2 separate regions of the Homo sapiens genome follow, and region 2 is linked to region 1. The links are chromatin loops, found by intact Hi-C in ENCODE. Cell type or tissue: HCT116. All regions are shown on one strand.

Region 1 (8,000 bases):
TCAGTCTAGAACAGTGTTGTCCACTGGAGGTTTCTGCAGTGATGCAAATGTTCTTTCTATTTGTATTGCCCAAAATGGTAGCCACTAGACACAGATGGCTATTGAGCACTCGAAATACGACTAGTGGGACTGAAGAACTGAATTTTAAATTTTGTTTAATTTTAATCAATTTAATTTTAAAGTTAAATAGTCACATGTGGCTAATGGCTACTATATTAGACAACACAGGTTTAGAAGGTGGCAGATCTTATGGTTATTTCATGGTTCAGAAAATTGAAGCTCAAGGAGATCAAGCCCAAGGTTATCCCCTTAGCTGGTAGTCAGTTATTGCCCAACCTCTTAATCTGACAGTGGTGACAACTAGGGGGAAAAGAGCTAGGAGACTGTGTGTTACCCTCTAGATGATCAAAGTGCCCCAATACCGGAAGAGGATTTATATACCCATGGCAAGGTAGAAATCTCAGGTCAGGCCAGGCAAGGTGGCTCACACCTGAAATCCAAACAATTTGGGAGGTCAAGGCGGGAGGATTGCTTGAGGCTAGGAGTTCAAGACCAGCCTGGACAACATAAACCACATCTTTATAAAAAAAAATTGTTTTTAATTAGCTGGGCATGGTGGTGCACACCTGTAGTCTCAGCTACTTAGAAAGCTGAGGTAGGAGGTGAGCCGAGGAAGTCAAGGCTGCCGCGAGCTGTGATCACACCACTACACTCCAGCCTGGGCAACAGAGTGAGACCTTGACTCTTGAAAAAGAAAGAAAGAAATCTTAGGCCAGTTACTTATGAGGAAAGACGTAGAAGTAAGGTGTCCAAGGGCAGTTGTGCCCTCCTATTCTCTGAGGTGTGTGTCTGAAGGAGGCATGCTCGTCCCATGAATAGTCCAGGGGCTTCATTTAACAGAGATTGCCTGAACATCCATGATGAGCACAGCTCTATCAAATATCTGAGGTATAGCAGTGAGAAAACAGCACCTCTTCTCATTCTGCCAACCTTTTTTTTGGGGGGAGTGGAGGGGGAGGCAATGGAGTCTCACTCTTGGCACCCAGGCTGGAGTGCAGTGGTGTGATCTGGGCTCACTGCAACCTCCACCTCCCAGGTTCAAGCAGTTCTACTGCCTCAGCCTCCCATGAGTAGCTAGGATTACAGGCACCTGCCGTTTTTTTTTTTTGTTTTGTTTTGTTTTGTTTTTTTTTTTTTGAGATGGAATCTCACTCTGTCGCCCAGGCTAGAATGCAATGACATGATCTCTGTTCACTGCAACAACCTCCGCCTCTTGGATTCAAGCGATTCTTCTCCCTCAGCCTCTCAAGTAGCTGGGACTACAGGCTCATGCCACCACGCCCGGCTAATTTTTGTATTTTTAGTAGACACAGGGTTTTGCCATGTTGGTTAGGCTGGTCTCGAGCTCCTGACCTCAGGTGATCCGCCCGCCTCGGCCTCTTAAAGTGCTGGGATTACAGGCGTGAGCCACTGCGCCCGGCTTCTGCCAGCTTTCTAGTAGTGATTTGGCAGTCACCAAATACATGCATGGTATGGCTAAGAGTGAAAGTGATATGAGAAAAGTAAAGCAGAGTAAAGGCTAGTGAAGGATGGTGGAGTCTGTGCTATTTTCAGGTGATCAGGGAAGGCACCTGTCATGGGGTGGCATTTGAGCTGAGACATCTTAATTGAAGTGAGGGAATGAGCCATCTGGGGGAAGAGCCCTCCAAACAGGGAGCAGTCATTGCAAAGGCCCTGAGGTAAGAATATGTCCAGAATGTTGGAATCAAGTAAGAAAGGGAGAAAGTGGAGGTGAGGAGGATAGATAGATGGAGAGGGACCAGAGCACATACAGCCTTATAGCTGGAATTTGGATTTCATTTTCAGTGTGAATTGAAAGCAGAAAAAATGTCAGAAATCTCATTCTAGAAATTTACCCCAAAGAAATAATTCAAAAACGTTCTAACAGCAATAAGATGGTAATGGCTATTATGCTTACCAATAAAGGAAATAAATGATAGCATATTTGCATGTTGAAATATTATATAGCAGCCACTAAAAACAATAAACATGAAGACAGTGTACCAACATGGGAAAGGCTTGATAAGTATTTTATGATTATATCCATATAATTCATGCATGTTGGCGATCAAGGACTAAAAATGAATGTAGAAAAATGACCGCTGTTGACTTTTTCAGTAGTGAAATTGTAGGTGATTGTGTTCTCTTTTTTAGAATTTTCTGTAGGGCAATGAAGACAACTTGGTAGAATGAGTTTTAGGCTGTGGTGAAGTAGTTACTCCATTAGATAGATTCTCAAAGGGCCTGGGCTAAGTAATGTCAGTTCAGTTAGGGCCTGAGTCTCCCGTGGGCCAAGACTCGTCTCTGAAAGCACCTCACAGCTTTCCCTCTTTCCTCTAGTGCCCTGGAGGCTCTGATCAACTTTGCCTACAACGGCAACCTTGCCATTGACCAGCAAAATGTCCAGTCATTGCTGATGGGGGCGAGCTTCCTGCAGCTGCAGAGCATCAAAGACGCCTGCTGCACATTCCTTCGAGAACGGTGAGGTGATGTGGTGGGCCTGGTGGAGAACATGACTATTTCATTTCTGGAATCTTCTGCCAGTTTGCTGAGTTCTTGGGACCATATATAGGTTTATGAAGGGAGTGAGCTGGAAAGGTTATTCTGCAGCACTTACATTTCTTGAAATCAGTTTGTAGCAGTGCCCACTTCTTTGAGATGAATTTTTTCAGAACATGATTTACATAGTCCAGCCTGCCCTTTCCCTTGGCTTGACATGTACATCTTCTGTTCCTCCCCCTCCGATCTCACCAGCCACTAATTTAGCTGATTTCTCACCAAACTGATTTGTGCAGTGCTCCTCTACTGTTCCATAGCCATCTCCATCTTTGTTTAGGTACTTTGCTCTCTGAATTTCTTTTCTTTTCTTTTTTTTTTTCAAGACAGGATCTTGCTCTGTCACCCAGGCTGGAGTGCAGTGGTATGATCTCGCCTCACTGCAACCTCTGCCTCCCATGTTCCAGCAATCCTCCCACCTCAGCCTCCCGAGTAGCTGGAACTACAGGCACGTGCCACCACACCTGGCTAATTTTTGTAATTTTTTTGGTAGAGATGTGGTTTTGCCATGTTGCCCAGGCTGGTCTCAAACTCTGCCCACCTTGGTCTCCCAAAGTGCTTGGATTACAGGCATAAGCCACTGCTCCCAGCCCTCTTTGAATTTCTTGACCTTCCTTTTCATACTTCAGTTATTTAAGAGCCTACCCAAATTTCACTTACTGGAATTCTCTATCCTCCTTAGTCCATTGGGAACTATCATTGTATGCACTTTTATGGTTGGGACCATGGATTATACCCCCACCTATTTCCAGTGCTTGGCAGTAGGCCTCGTGGGTCTCCTGTGACCTTCTGCCTGAGCAGTTAAGAAGGCTCTCCCTCCCCCTCAAGAGCCAGAGCTCTTAGTCATAAGGTAAAGGCCTTTTAACCAGCAGAGGCTTGGGGATGTGGGTTAGTGCTGGGCCACAGACAGGCAGGAGGACCCCAAACAGCACCCCTGTGTCTATGGTGCTTCACACACCCAGCCTTCACCTGAGCCTACTCTGATCACTAGGTATCTGGTCTGTCAGCATTCCTCCTGACTCAGATCTGCCCTCCGAACCTCATCCCCTCATGGAGCTGACCTCCCCTCCCCTATTCTCACTCCACCTATCCAGTTCAGTTAGCAGCTTATGGACCACACCCGCTGTCTGTTCATATCCTGCCCACACGGTGCTCATGGTCATCACACTGAGTACTGCTGTGTGTACAGCTAATCAAATAACCGTGGTAATGATGCCTAAGATTTAGTGGGGAGCTCATCTGCTGAACACTGGGTAAAGGGTTTCATCCTGAGGTAAGTGGTGCTGTTCGCAGTTTTATAAAGACCTTGTAGTAAGAGTAAAGCTGCGGAACCAACCTTGTCCCTGCTGTGGGATGCCTTCTGGGGCAGGCCAGAGGGTGCATATGGAGATGTGAGGAGCACACACTATCTTTCCTGCTCGTTTGTGAGCTTTTTAAGACACAGACTGGACTTAGTTCACCTCTTTTTCCCACAGAACTTGGAAAATGACTTCCTTTTTTCTTTTTCTTTCTTTCTTTTTTTTTTTTTTTTTTTTTTTTTTCTGTAAGGTAGAGCCCCAGGCTTGGAGGCCTTGGGCTTTACCACTGCTGAAATGACTCTGTGGCTAAGTAGGATTAATCCTGGAAAGGATTGTTGACGAGCCTCGAATCTTCACCAATGGACAACAGCTCCACCTAGGGGGCTTTTGAGATTGTCACTGTCAACACTGGATCCAGGCTATGTTGTAAAGTACTGTTATCTAAAAGTTGCTTAGAAAAGTGATTTTTAGGCCAGATGAGGTGGTTCATGCTGTAATCCCAGCATTTTGGGAGGCCAAGGCAGGAGGATTGCTTGAGGTTAGGATTTCCAGACCAGCCTGTATGGCAGAGCAAGACCCTGTCTCTACAAAAAAAAAATTTTTTTAATTAGTCAAGTGCAGTGGCTCACATCTATAGTCCCAGCTACTGGAGAGGCTAAGGTGGGAGAACTGCTTGAACCAGGAGCCCAAGGCTGCAGTGAGTTACAATCACCTTACTCCAGCTTGGGCAACTGAGCAAGACTCTGTCTCTAAAAACTAAAAAGAAAAAAGAAAAGTCATTTTTAGGCCAGTGCAGGTTTGCATGCACCAGTAGCATTTTAGGAATAAGTACTTACGCATAAACCTGATGTTTTGAGCCTATCTTTGACATTTTTTCATTCAGCCCTTCAGGACCCTTTCTGAGACCTAAACCTATACCTCTCCTGTTTCCTGCCACAGACTCCAGAGCCATGGCCTGCTTTCTGTTTTCTCACCAGTAGTTCCTATTATTGTCTCTGTTCCTTGGAATGATTCTCCCTGAGCCTCGCTACAGAATGTGATGGTGTCTCCCAGCTCCCCACTTCGTATGTGCCCTTGAAGGTGCATCATTTTCTTTTTTTTCTTTTTTTTTTTAAGGCGGAGCCTTGCTCTGTGAGACAGAGTGTCACTCTTGTTGCCCAGGCTGGAGTGCAGTGGCGCGATCTTGGCTCACTGCAAGCTCCGCCTCCTGTGTTCACGCCATTCTCTCGCCTCAGCCTCCCAAGTAGCTGGGACTACAGGCGCCTGCCACCACGCCTGGCTAATTTTTTGTACTTTTAGTAGAGACGGGGTTTCACCATGTTAGCCAGGATGGTCTCGATCTCCTGACCTTGTGATCCGCCCGCCTCAGCCTCCCAAAGTGCTGGGATTACAGGCGTGAGCCACCACGCCCAGCCGAGGGTGCATCATTTTCAAGATTTGATTGCCAGCGACTTGAGGAAAACCATTCTGAGCACCAGTGGAAAAGATATGTGACAGCACAGAGAAGCCACAATGCCATCAGAGTTCTTAAAGCCACAGTTCCTGAGGCTGCTCAGTCTATTACATCTTCAGCCCGCTGCTTTTTTTCCCCCTGAGGCTGGGGTTGACTTTTTCTGGTGGCCCTATTTCCGGCCTTCAAATGTATGGGCCTCCTTGCTTTTAGGCAAGCACTGGAGCTGTGTATTTTCTTGCTTTTTTTTTTTTTTGAGATGGAGTCTCACTCTGTCACCCAGGCTGGAGTGCAGTTTCGTGATCTCGGCTCACTGCCACCTCTGCCTCCCGAGCTCAAGCATTCTCCTGCCTCAGCCTCCGGAGTAGCAGGATTACAGGTGCCTGCCACCATGCCCGGCTAATTTTTGTATTTTTATTTATTTATTTATTTTTGAGACAGAGTCTTGCTCTGTCGCCCAGGCAGGAATGCAGTGGCATGATCTCAGCTCACTGCAACCACCACCTCCCAGGTTCAAGCGATTCTCCTGCCTCAGCCTCCGGAGCAGCTGGGGCTACAGGCGTGTGCCACCACACCCAGCTAATTTTTGTATTTTTAGTAGAGATGGGGTTTCACCATGTTGGCCAGGCTGGTCTTGATCTCCTGACCTCAAGTGATCTGCCCACCTCGGCCTCCCAAAGTGCTGAGATTACAGGTGTGAGTCACCACACCCAGCCTTGGAGCTGTGTATTTTCTGAAATTCTCTCAGAGGTAGATTGGTACACCAAATGCGTCAATGAACCACGTCAGTAACCTGTTTAATTCAAGTCACCGCTTCCTGCCTCTGATAAAGCATTATGTCTTATGCTGTCTTCTTGCTTCCAAAGTCAAGCTGTGTCAGCAAGGAAGAAGGTTGTGATGTGGCTAATGAAAGACGTGGGTCTCCATCAACCCTGTAGCTGTAGGTTTATTTTCCCTCATATCTCCCTCCTCCTCTTGCATGGGCCCCTTTCCTGTGTGGCCGCTCTCCTTCCTTTTCCCCCACTAATTGCCTCACAAACAGGCTCCCCACGTCCCCCATCCTCTTGGATGTAAAAGCCCAGTTCAGTTAAGAAGGTGTGTTTTGGCTGGGTACGTTGACTCACGCCTGTAATCCCAACACTCTGGGAGGCCGAGGCAGGGTGGATCACCTGAGGTCGGGAGTTCGAGACCAGCCTGGCCAACATAGTGAAACCCCATCTCTACTAAAAATACAAAAAACTTAGCTGGCTATGGTTGCAGGCACCTGTAATCCCAGCTACTCGGGAGGGTGAGGCAGGAGAATCGCTTGAACCTGGGAAGTGGAGGTTGCGGTGAGCCGAGATCGTGCCATTGCACTCCAGCCTGGGCAACAAGAGCGAAGCTACATCTCAAAAAAAAAGAAAAAAAAAAAGGAAGGTGTGTTTTGGCCGGGCGTGGTGGCTCACGCTTGTTATCCTGGCACTTTTGGAGGCCGAGGCAGGCAGATCGCCTGAGGTCAGTAGTTGGAGACCAGCCTGGCCAACATGGTGAAATGCCATCTCTACTAAAAATACAAAAATGAGCCGGCCGTGGTGGCGCACGCCTGTAATCCCAGCTACTTGGGAGGCTGAGCCAGGAGAATCACTTGAACCCAGGAGGCAGAGGTTGCAGTGAGCTGAGATCATGCCGCTGCACTCTAGCCTCGGCAACACCAGGAGACTCCGTCTCAAAAAAAACAAAAGGGAAAAAAAAAGGTGTGTTTTGTGCTCAGTATTATGCCAAGCTAATCAAAGACACCCAAAAATAAGGTACGAGAATCCTAACCTGAGAAGGAGAGTTTGGAAATGAATGCCAATGGCTACGTTGATCATTGGCTCCCATATCCTTGGACTTGATCCAGCTTCTGCCCCGTGGCATTTTGAATCCTCCTCTCAGGTTGATGTCAAAGTGTTAGGAAATAGTGAAGCACATGCTGTAGAGGCCCAGGGAAGGTTTATCTTTATATCTGCCTTATATTTGTAAAGTGCTTTAACAAGTCTCATTCAATCACTATAAGTGCTTTAGGAGAAAGGCATTTGACAGATGACTGAGCTGACATTCTGACCTTCAGCGCTGTATTCCTCAGTGGCCATGAACTTTGCCTACATCTTGCTCTCTGCTTATGTTTCTGTGCTCTTCTAAATTCACATCAGTTTCCAAAGCAATGGACAGAGCAAGCTCAGGCTGGAATGAAATAACTATGTAGAATTTTGACTAGTCATAAAGCCAGGCTCCAAGGTACCTTGCCCATTCATTCAGTCCTTGATGGGTCAACTGCTAGGGGACAATAGTGAATATTGCTAAATAAATATAACCCTGTGCCTAAAACCTTAACGTCGGGGAAAAGACATAAACCTTTCTAATGAAGAAAAGCATGCCCGGCCAATTTTTAATCTGATCAATACCATCCCTACAGAGAATCAGTCATGGAGCCAAATAAGAATCCCCCAGGGTCTGCTGCTGTCACCAAGATTTTAGAATCGCACTGGGCTCGTTTGGAATTTTCTTAGATGCAACAGTAGTAAGAAAAACAAGCTGGGCACAGTGGCTCATGCCTGTAATCCCAGCACTTTGGGAGGCCAAGGCAGGAGGATTGCTCGAGCCTAGGAGTTTGAGAC
Region 2 (8,000 bases), 280 kb before region 1:
ACTAATTTTTGTATCTGGAGTAGAGACGGGGTTTCATCATGTTGGCCAGGCTGGTCTTGAACTCCTGAAATCAGGTGATCTGCCCATCTTGGCCTCCCAAAGTGCTGGGATTACAGGTGTGAGCCACTGCACCCAGCCTATAGAAGCATTTTAATGCGAGTAAGGAAGGCCCTTCTAAGCAGAAAGGGAAAATATATGAAAATTTTAAGCTTCTTTATGTCACAAGATATCAGAAACAAAACTCTTGATAAAGAAATCTAACACTGGACAGAAAATGGGTAGATGGCCCACACAAGTAACTCACAAAAGATACAAATGACCAACAATCGAATGAAGACATCCCATCTCAATAGTAAAATAACTGAAAATAAAAATATTTCCCACCTGTTAGACTTGCAAGGTTAAAATAGATGACATGAGGGAAAAGGATTTTTTTTTTTTTTTTTTTTTTGGAGACAAGGTCTTGCTCTGTCACCCAGGCCGGAATGCAGTGGCGCAATCATGGCTCACTACAGATCTGACCTCCTGTCTCAAGTGATCCTCTCGCCTCAGCCTCCCAACTAGTTGTGACTACAGGTGCACACCACCATGCCAAGCTAATTTTGTATTTTTTGTAGAGATGGGGTTTCACTATGGTGCCCAAGCTGGTCTCAAACTCCTGGCCTCAAGCGATCCTCCTGCCCCAGCCTCCCAAAGCATTAGGATTATAGGCATGAGCTGCTGTACATGGCTAAAAGGAACTTATACATACTTCTTTTTGTGAGAGTCCAAATTGATACAAACTATTGTTTAATGGTAAGCTGACAATATTTCTCAATTTAAAATGTGTACCTGTTTTGCCCAACAATTCCACTTCTAAGTACCCTCTCGAAGAAGTAGTAAGATTAGTGTCCCTAAGGATGCCCAAGGTTATAGTTAGATATAAAATAGTGAAGACCTATCAATGAGAGTGAGTTAAATACAATTTGATATAGCTATACAATAGAGCAGGGGTTGGCAAACTTTCTCTGTAAATGATTAGATGATAAATATTTTGACCTGTGGGCCAAATGGTTTCTATCACAACTACTCTGTCATTGTAGTGTGAAAGCAACCATAGACAATTTGTAAGCAAATGTGCATGGTTGTGCTCCAATAAAACTTTATTTGCCAAAACAAGTGGCCTGTGGGCATAGTTTGCCAGCCCTGCAGCAAAGTATAAACAATTACTAAAACTAACAGTTGTAGCTGGGTGTGGTGCCTCACGCCTGTCATCCCAGCATTTTGGGAGGCTTAGGTGGGAGGATCGCTTGAAGCCAGGAGTTCGTGCAGATCAGTCTGGGCAACAAAGAAAGACTCTGTCTCTACAAAAAAAAGAAAAAAAAAATTTTAAAGAAAAAATTCCATAGTTCTATGTTAATTGATAAAGCTCTATGAAATAGATTAGTAAATAAAGCAGACTACAAAAACATCTATCTTAACAATTTACGTAAGATTATATAGATGGGTGTATATATACACACACACACACACAGAGACACACACACACAAAGTACATATACCCACATAAAGCTATCTGTCTAAACGGTATTTTTTAAAAACATTAAATGAGTTATCTCTGAGTAGTGGCAGTTCCAGGAATTATACTTCCTTTTTTAGTACTTTTCTACTATATTTGCTTTCTACAGTAAGCATAAATAATGTGTGTCAAGGATAAACAATCTAGCTATTTAATTTGGAAATAGAAAAGCGCTGTCCGTAAAAAAAATTGAACAGCAGAGTTGAGTAGCTATGATATAGACTGCTTGGCTGGCAAAACCTAAAATGTTTATTTTCTGGCCTTTTACAGAAAAGATCTGTCTATGACCCCTGATACTTATACAATATTAGATGAAGGAGCATTTAAAAAATCTCCTCAGCTTTCTCCAAGAGTCTTGCAGATTAGAAATACACCAAAACTGCCAGGTGCAGGGGCTCAATCCCAGCACTTTGGGAGGCCAAGGCGGGCAGGGCAGATCACCTGAGGTCAGGAGTTCGAGACCAGCCTGACCAACATACATGGTGAAACCCCGTCTCCACTAAAAACACAAAAATTAGCCAGGCATTGTGGTACATGCCTGTAATCCCAGCTACTGGGGAGGCTGAGGCACGAGAATCACTTGAACATGGGAGCAGAAGGTTGCAGTGAGTTGAGATCACACCACTGTACTCCAGCCTGGGTGACAAAATAAATAAAATAAAAATACACCAAAACAAATACAAAAAGAACCAAAGTCTAACGTCTAAAATACACTTAAGATGTGATTCTGGAAATCCAGCAGCCTTCAAGCACAGTGAAAAGCTAATGACAAGAAGTTTACAACTGTAAAACTCCCCTTATAGTGGCAACTTCTTTGATTAAGTAAAAGCAGACATGGGAACGCCCATACAGCTCCTCTTACCTTGTGATCACATGGTAGTAATAAATCTTCCCTTCTGGATCTCGAGCTGTCTTCCAGTTGGGAGGTAAGACAATGGTTTTTGGTTTGGGAGGAGAGGGGGGCGGCAGATCCAAGAGATTATTTGTCACAACCATTTCAGACTACAAAGAAAACACACACATTTTTGATCAGTGATCTCTCTCTTAATCTGGCTGAATAGGACAAAATAGCCCACTTAAATATGTAAAAATGTACATCTACCTCCTCTTAAAAAAAGGATAAAGGAAAGGTACAGTCTGGGAAATAAGGGACAGTATATATAAAGAGGTTTACAGAGCTATCAGAAAATTGACAGTTGGCTCTAAGTTTACCATCCAAGATACCATATAGTTTATCATATAGAGCAGCATTTTTCAACTTTAAAACACCAATTCTAAGGCATATCAACTGCAGGATACCAATTAACTAAATGGGATACAGAAATATCTTTATCTTTAAAAAAAAAAAAAAAGAAAAACCAAAAAACCCCCTGAGAAGCAAATATGACAGAATGTTAACATTATCCATTATATTTTTTCCGTACTTGAAACCTCAAAACTATAAAATATTAGTGCCACATTCTGAAAAACATAAAAACCTCATAATCACTTATGGACTGATTTTTGTTTCCCCAAAACATGTATGTTGAAGCTCTAATCCTGCTGTGACTGTTACTGGGACACAGGGCCTGTAAAGAGCTAATTAAGATTAATGAAGTCAAAAGAGTGAGGACTTTTTATCTAATAGGATGGTGTCCTTATTAAAAGAGAACTGACACCAGAGGACACTCACAGAGAAAAGGTATATACAGCAAGAAGGCAGCCATTTGCAAGCCAAGGAGAGAGGCCTCAGGAGAAACCAACACTGCTGACACCTTGATCTTGGACTTCCAGCCTCAAGAACTGTGAGAAAATTTCTGTTATTTAATCCACTCAGTCTGTGGTATTTTGTTACCGCAGCCCTAGCAGACTAGTAATCACCACAAGGATATATACTTGTTCCTTCTTTCAAGCCTATTAATGAAGAATACATTTTTTACCTTTACCTTTGCTTGCACAGTTAAAGAGGAACCTGAAGACCCCAGGCTCAGATAAAATGTGTTCACTTTTAAGCAAACACGGGTCTTTGAGCATTCTTGCTTTGTGTATACTCTTTTTTATCTCTTATTTCACCCAGCTGGGGTTTTCTGGCCCAGCTTAAGTTTCAATTCCTCCATTACCCTATCCTTTAGCTTATAAAGTGACCTCTTTTCCCCAAGCTTCTGTGTCCCTTAATATTCCAAACCATTTATCTCTTAATAGTTTAAGGCAAAAAAGAAAAAATATATATTCCAAACCATTCAGTACTTATTCCCAACACAAAACTTTATTTTTAGTGTAGTCACCATCTTTCTCTTGTGATCATCATCTCTCTTATTTGAAAGATCAGCTTTTAAGAATACAAATGGAAACTTATTTATGTTTGTATTAAAAATGCCTAGTCGGCCAAGCACAGTGGCTCATGCCTGTAATCCCAGCACTTTGGAAGGCCGAGGCAGGTGGATCACGAGGTCAGGAGTTTGAGACCAGCCTGGCCAACATAGTGAAACCCTGTCTCTACTAAAAATACAAAAGTATTAGCCAGGTGTGGTGGTGTGCACTTGTAATCCCAGCTACTCAGGAGGCTGAGGCAGGAGAACTGCTTGAACCTGGGAGGCGGAGGTTGCAGTGAGCCGCGAGATCAAACCACTGTACTCCAGGCTGGGCAACAAAGCAAGACTTCATCTCAAAAAAAAAAAAAAAAAAAAAAAAAAAAAAAAAAAAAAAAAAGGCCTAGAAGGGCTCAACTCGTAACAAGCACTCAAACATCTGCTCTAAGTACACATTATCTTATTATCCTGTTATTTCACATATAGTATTTTTAGTCCATCTTCACTAACTGTCCTGTCTAAAGTCATCATCAATTGCTGGATTGCTGCAAGAGCTTTCTCCAGAACTGTAGGTGTTCTAAAGTGCTGATTTGACCATGCTATTCTGTTTAGTTTTTTCAGTTGTTTCCCATGCCAACCTCTTATTTTCCACTTTATCCAAAAACAACAACACTTTGAGATTTCACCATATCCTCCTACATATGTTGCAGAATACCAAAAGCTTATCTTAATATTAAACATCATATAAAAAACTTTTTTTAAACATTGTACAACATGTATAGTGAAGTATATCACACAATTCTACATGCCTAGTCCATGGTGACTAGTACAGTATCATATTCTAGTACAGGTTAAGCAGCCCTAATACAAAAATACAAAACATTTTGAGTGCTGACATGACACTCAAAGGCCATGTTCAAAGGAAATGCTTATTGGAATATTTCAAGCTATACATTTTCAAATTAGAGATGCTCAAGTGGTAATTATAGTGCAGATATTCCAGAATCCATAAAATTCTGAAATGTGAAATACTTCTGGTCCCGTGAAGCTCAGATAAGGGATACTCAACCTGTACGCGGTAAATACTGATAGATAGCTGGTCTAGGAAATTGTTACTTCGGCCAGGTGTGGTGGCTCACGCCTGTAATCCCAACACTTTGGGAGGCTGAAGCGGGCGGATCATGAGGTCAGGAGTTCAAGACCAGCCTGGCCAACATGGTGAAACCCCGTATCTAAAAATACAAAAATTAAGGTTGGGCACAGTGGCTCATCCCTGTAATCCCAGAACTTTGGGAGGCCAAGGCGGGTAGATCACGAGGTCAGGAGATTGAGACCATCGTGGCTAACACAGCGAAACCCCGTCTCTACTAAAAATACAAAAATTAGCCAGGCGTGGTGGCGGGCGCCTGTAGTCCCAGCTACTCAGGAGGCTGAGGCCGGAGAATGGTGAGAACCCAGGAGGCGGAGCTTGCAGTGAGCCGAGATCATGCCACTGCACTCCAGCCTGGGCGACAGAGCAAGACTCCATCTCTTAAAAAAAAAAAAAAAAAAAAATACAAAAATTAGCTGGGTGCAGTGATGCACACCTGTAGTCCCAGCTACTCAGGAGGCTGAGACAGGAGAATCACTCGAACCCAGGAAGTGGAGGTTGCAGTGAGCCAAGATCGTGTCACTGCACTCCAGCCTAGGTGACAGAGTTAAAAAAAAAAAAAAATTATTACTTCAAAAATTCATAGTAAAATATAAAAATACAAGGTCAGGGTAAACAACAAATAAAAAGGATCCTAGGAGCATTTTTTTTTTTTTTGAGATGGAGTCTTGCTCTGTCACCTGGGCTGGAGTGCAGTGGCGCGATCTTAGCTCACTGCAAGCTCCGCCTCCCAGGTTCACGCCATTCTCCTGTCTCAGCCTCCTGAGTAGCTGGGACTACAGGTGCGGAGCAAAATATGTATTAACGGAACTATAAATTCCACAGAATTAAAAAAATTTTTTTTTTACAAAATGGTTGAGTTCACGCCCTCAGGGTGGCTCAGGTGAATTTGGTGGCTACACAAATTTAAAAACGGGCCGGGCGTGGTGGCTCATGCCTATAAATAATCCCAGCACTTTGGGAGGCTGAGGCGGGTGGATCACCTGAGGTCATGAGGTCAAGACGAGCCTGGTCAACATGGGGAAACTCCGTCTCTACTAAAAATACAAAATTAGCCAGGCGTGGTGGCACACACCTGTAATCCCAGCTACTCAGGTGGCTGAGGCAGGAGAATCGCTTTAAACCAGGAGGTGGAGGTTGCAGTGAGCCAAGATTGTGCCGCTGCACTCCAGCCTGGGTGACAGAGCGAGACTCTGTCTCAAAAAAAAAATAAAATAAAATAAAATAAAACAAAGAACACGTGAAAAAAAAACCCAAAAATAAAACCCAAAACAAATCCAAACCAAAAAGAAAACCTTCCAAAGACAAAGTAGACAGCCAATGAGTTTTAACAACTGAAACATTTCTTACTGGCTGCAAGGGCTGAGGCTGCCCTGGTGCAACTATTGTAGTCACTGCTGCGGCTGGCTGTACCACCACTCCTTGTGGATGAGCTGTGAAAATCTGTTGCCCCTGGATATACTGAAGACTTGGCTGGGCATAACTCTAAAAGATAAAATGAAGAAATCAATAATTTAAGCTTTTGTCACTTTAATAAACAGACTGACTTCCAAGTTGGCACAATCTTAAAGATATACCCATAACATTTTAAAATTTTTTGTTTATATATTTGGACATAAATGTGCAAAACAATTTTTTGTTTCAAACCCCAAAGTTTCTTTTTTTACTAATTCCCTATTCATTTACTTACTTTGATTTTACTTTATCATAAGAAAATAAAAGCTTTTTTTTTTTTGGTCATAGAAATTCTCCAACTGTTTAGCTTTCAATGACATTGGAATGACATTGAAAATTAAACAGGTGGACAGTTTCTATAAGCAAAAACCAATGAAGTGCTGCTCCTGGGATATCCAAGAAACAATGCCACGCTGCTCTTTTCAGGAAGGCTTTTGCTACCAACTTGTAATAACAAACAGGTTGTTTGGATCAGAAAAGGTCAAAGGGTGTGAATCATAGTAAATAAGATGATCAAATTTTAAGCTACCTTTTGTTTTAGCTTTTTGTAGTCTTCTATGATAAAACCCCTTGGCAGAAAGCAGAATCAATGCATCTGAAATTCTCACAACACACCAATTTATACAGTGTTCTATGATGCAAGAAGCCCCTTAACATACATCATCTCATTTAGTGCTGACCACCATCAAAACCAGGTACTGCCCATGCCTGGAGTTTCATAAGAAATAAGTACTATGCTAGGGCTTAAACCTACTCTGTAATTATTTCTCAAGCATAGAAAATCTGCTTAAATAAGAAGAGGTGATAAGAAGACTGAAAAATAGCCTTGCTGTCCTAAGAGGTGGTGACTGTTAAGGAATTGAATAGACATGTATCCTGTGCTTAAGGAGAGATTTTGCTCCTATGGACTGAGATTCTAGCAGGTAAAATGATTACAGAAACATCAAATGCTAAGTACTCAAAATACAAAATATAATTCCAAATGACACCAGTAAAAACTCAAGTAGTCTGAATAGGCAATGCAGCTATCTAGCAGGTTTCTGAATGAATAATTACTGACAGGACACAGGAAAAAGGAAAAGAACACTTAATTTGGTATTCTGGATCAGCTTAATCTACTTGGATAATAAACCAGACTGAAAAACATTAATTGTTAAGGCAGAATTACCATCAGAATAGTATCACAAAGCCTGAGAGGAAAATGTACAGTCATGTATTGCTTAACAAGGGGGGTACATTCTGAGAAATGCATTGTTAGGAGATTTCATTGTTGTGGTAACATCATATAATGTACTTTCACAAACCTACTAAGTGTATGAGGTACTTACACATCATACAGTGTACTTCACAAATCTATTAGATACCTAGGCTATATGGTATAGTCTGTTGTTCCTAGGCTACAAACCTGTACAGCATGTTTCTGTAATAAAGACTTGTAAGCAACTATAACTTAACAGTATCTGTGTATCTAAACATGGAAAAGTTACAGTAAAAATACAGTATAAAAATTTTTTAGGCCGGGGCACGGTGGCTCACACCTGCAACCCGA

The links. Hi-C counts contacts between places; a loop is a spot of excess contacts. Peaks named below come from ENCODE experiments on the same cell type or tissue, not always from the same donor. Only the 100,000 strongest peaks of a DNase experiment are listed, where the experiment ranks them.
Region 2: it touches region 1 in a loop (2.0-fold over the local background); 4 of 110 quality-filtered maps call a loop at or near these places.

The regions. Positions count from the first base shown.
Region 1 is chr3:47,320,168-47,328,167 of GRCh38, forward strand. It overlaps KLHL18 (kelch like family member 18), which reads left to right. Exons shown (of 10, transcript NM_025010.5): 3 at 2,401-2,541. Among named protein-coding and RNA genes, the nearest start is that of KLHL18, 41 kb to the left of the region's middle. RefSeq lists a silencer at 3,552-3,846. In HCT116, a CTCF peak has its summit at 4,292 (motif pointing left); DNase peaks (open chromatin) are centred at 3,694 and 4,274; H3K27ac peaks cover 1,174 bases.
Region 2 is chr3:47,040,141-47,048,140 of GRCh38, forward strand. It overlaps SETD2 (SET domain containing 2, histone lysine methyltransferase), which reads right to left. Exons shown (of 21, transcript NM_014159.7): 16 at 6,347-6,481; 17 at 2,421-2,560. Among named protein-coding and RNA genes, the nearest start is that of NBEAL2, 64 kb to the left of the region's middle. RefSeq lists a silencer at 1,199-1,408. In HCT116, no CTCF peak of the experiment used is centred here; no DNase peak of the experiment used is centred here.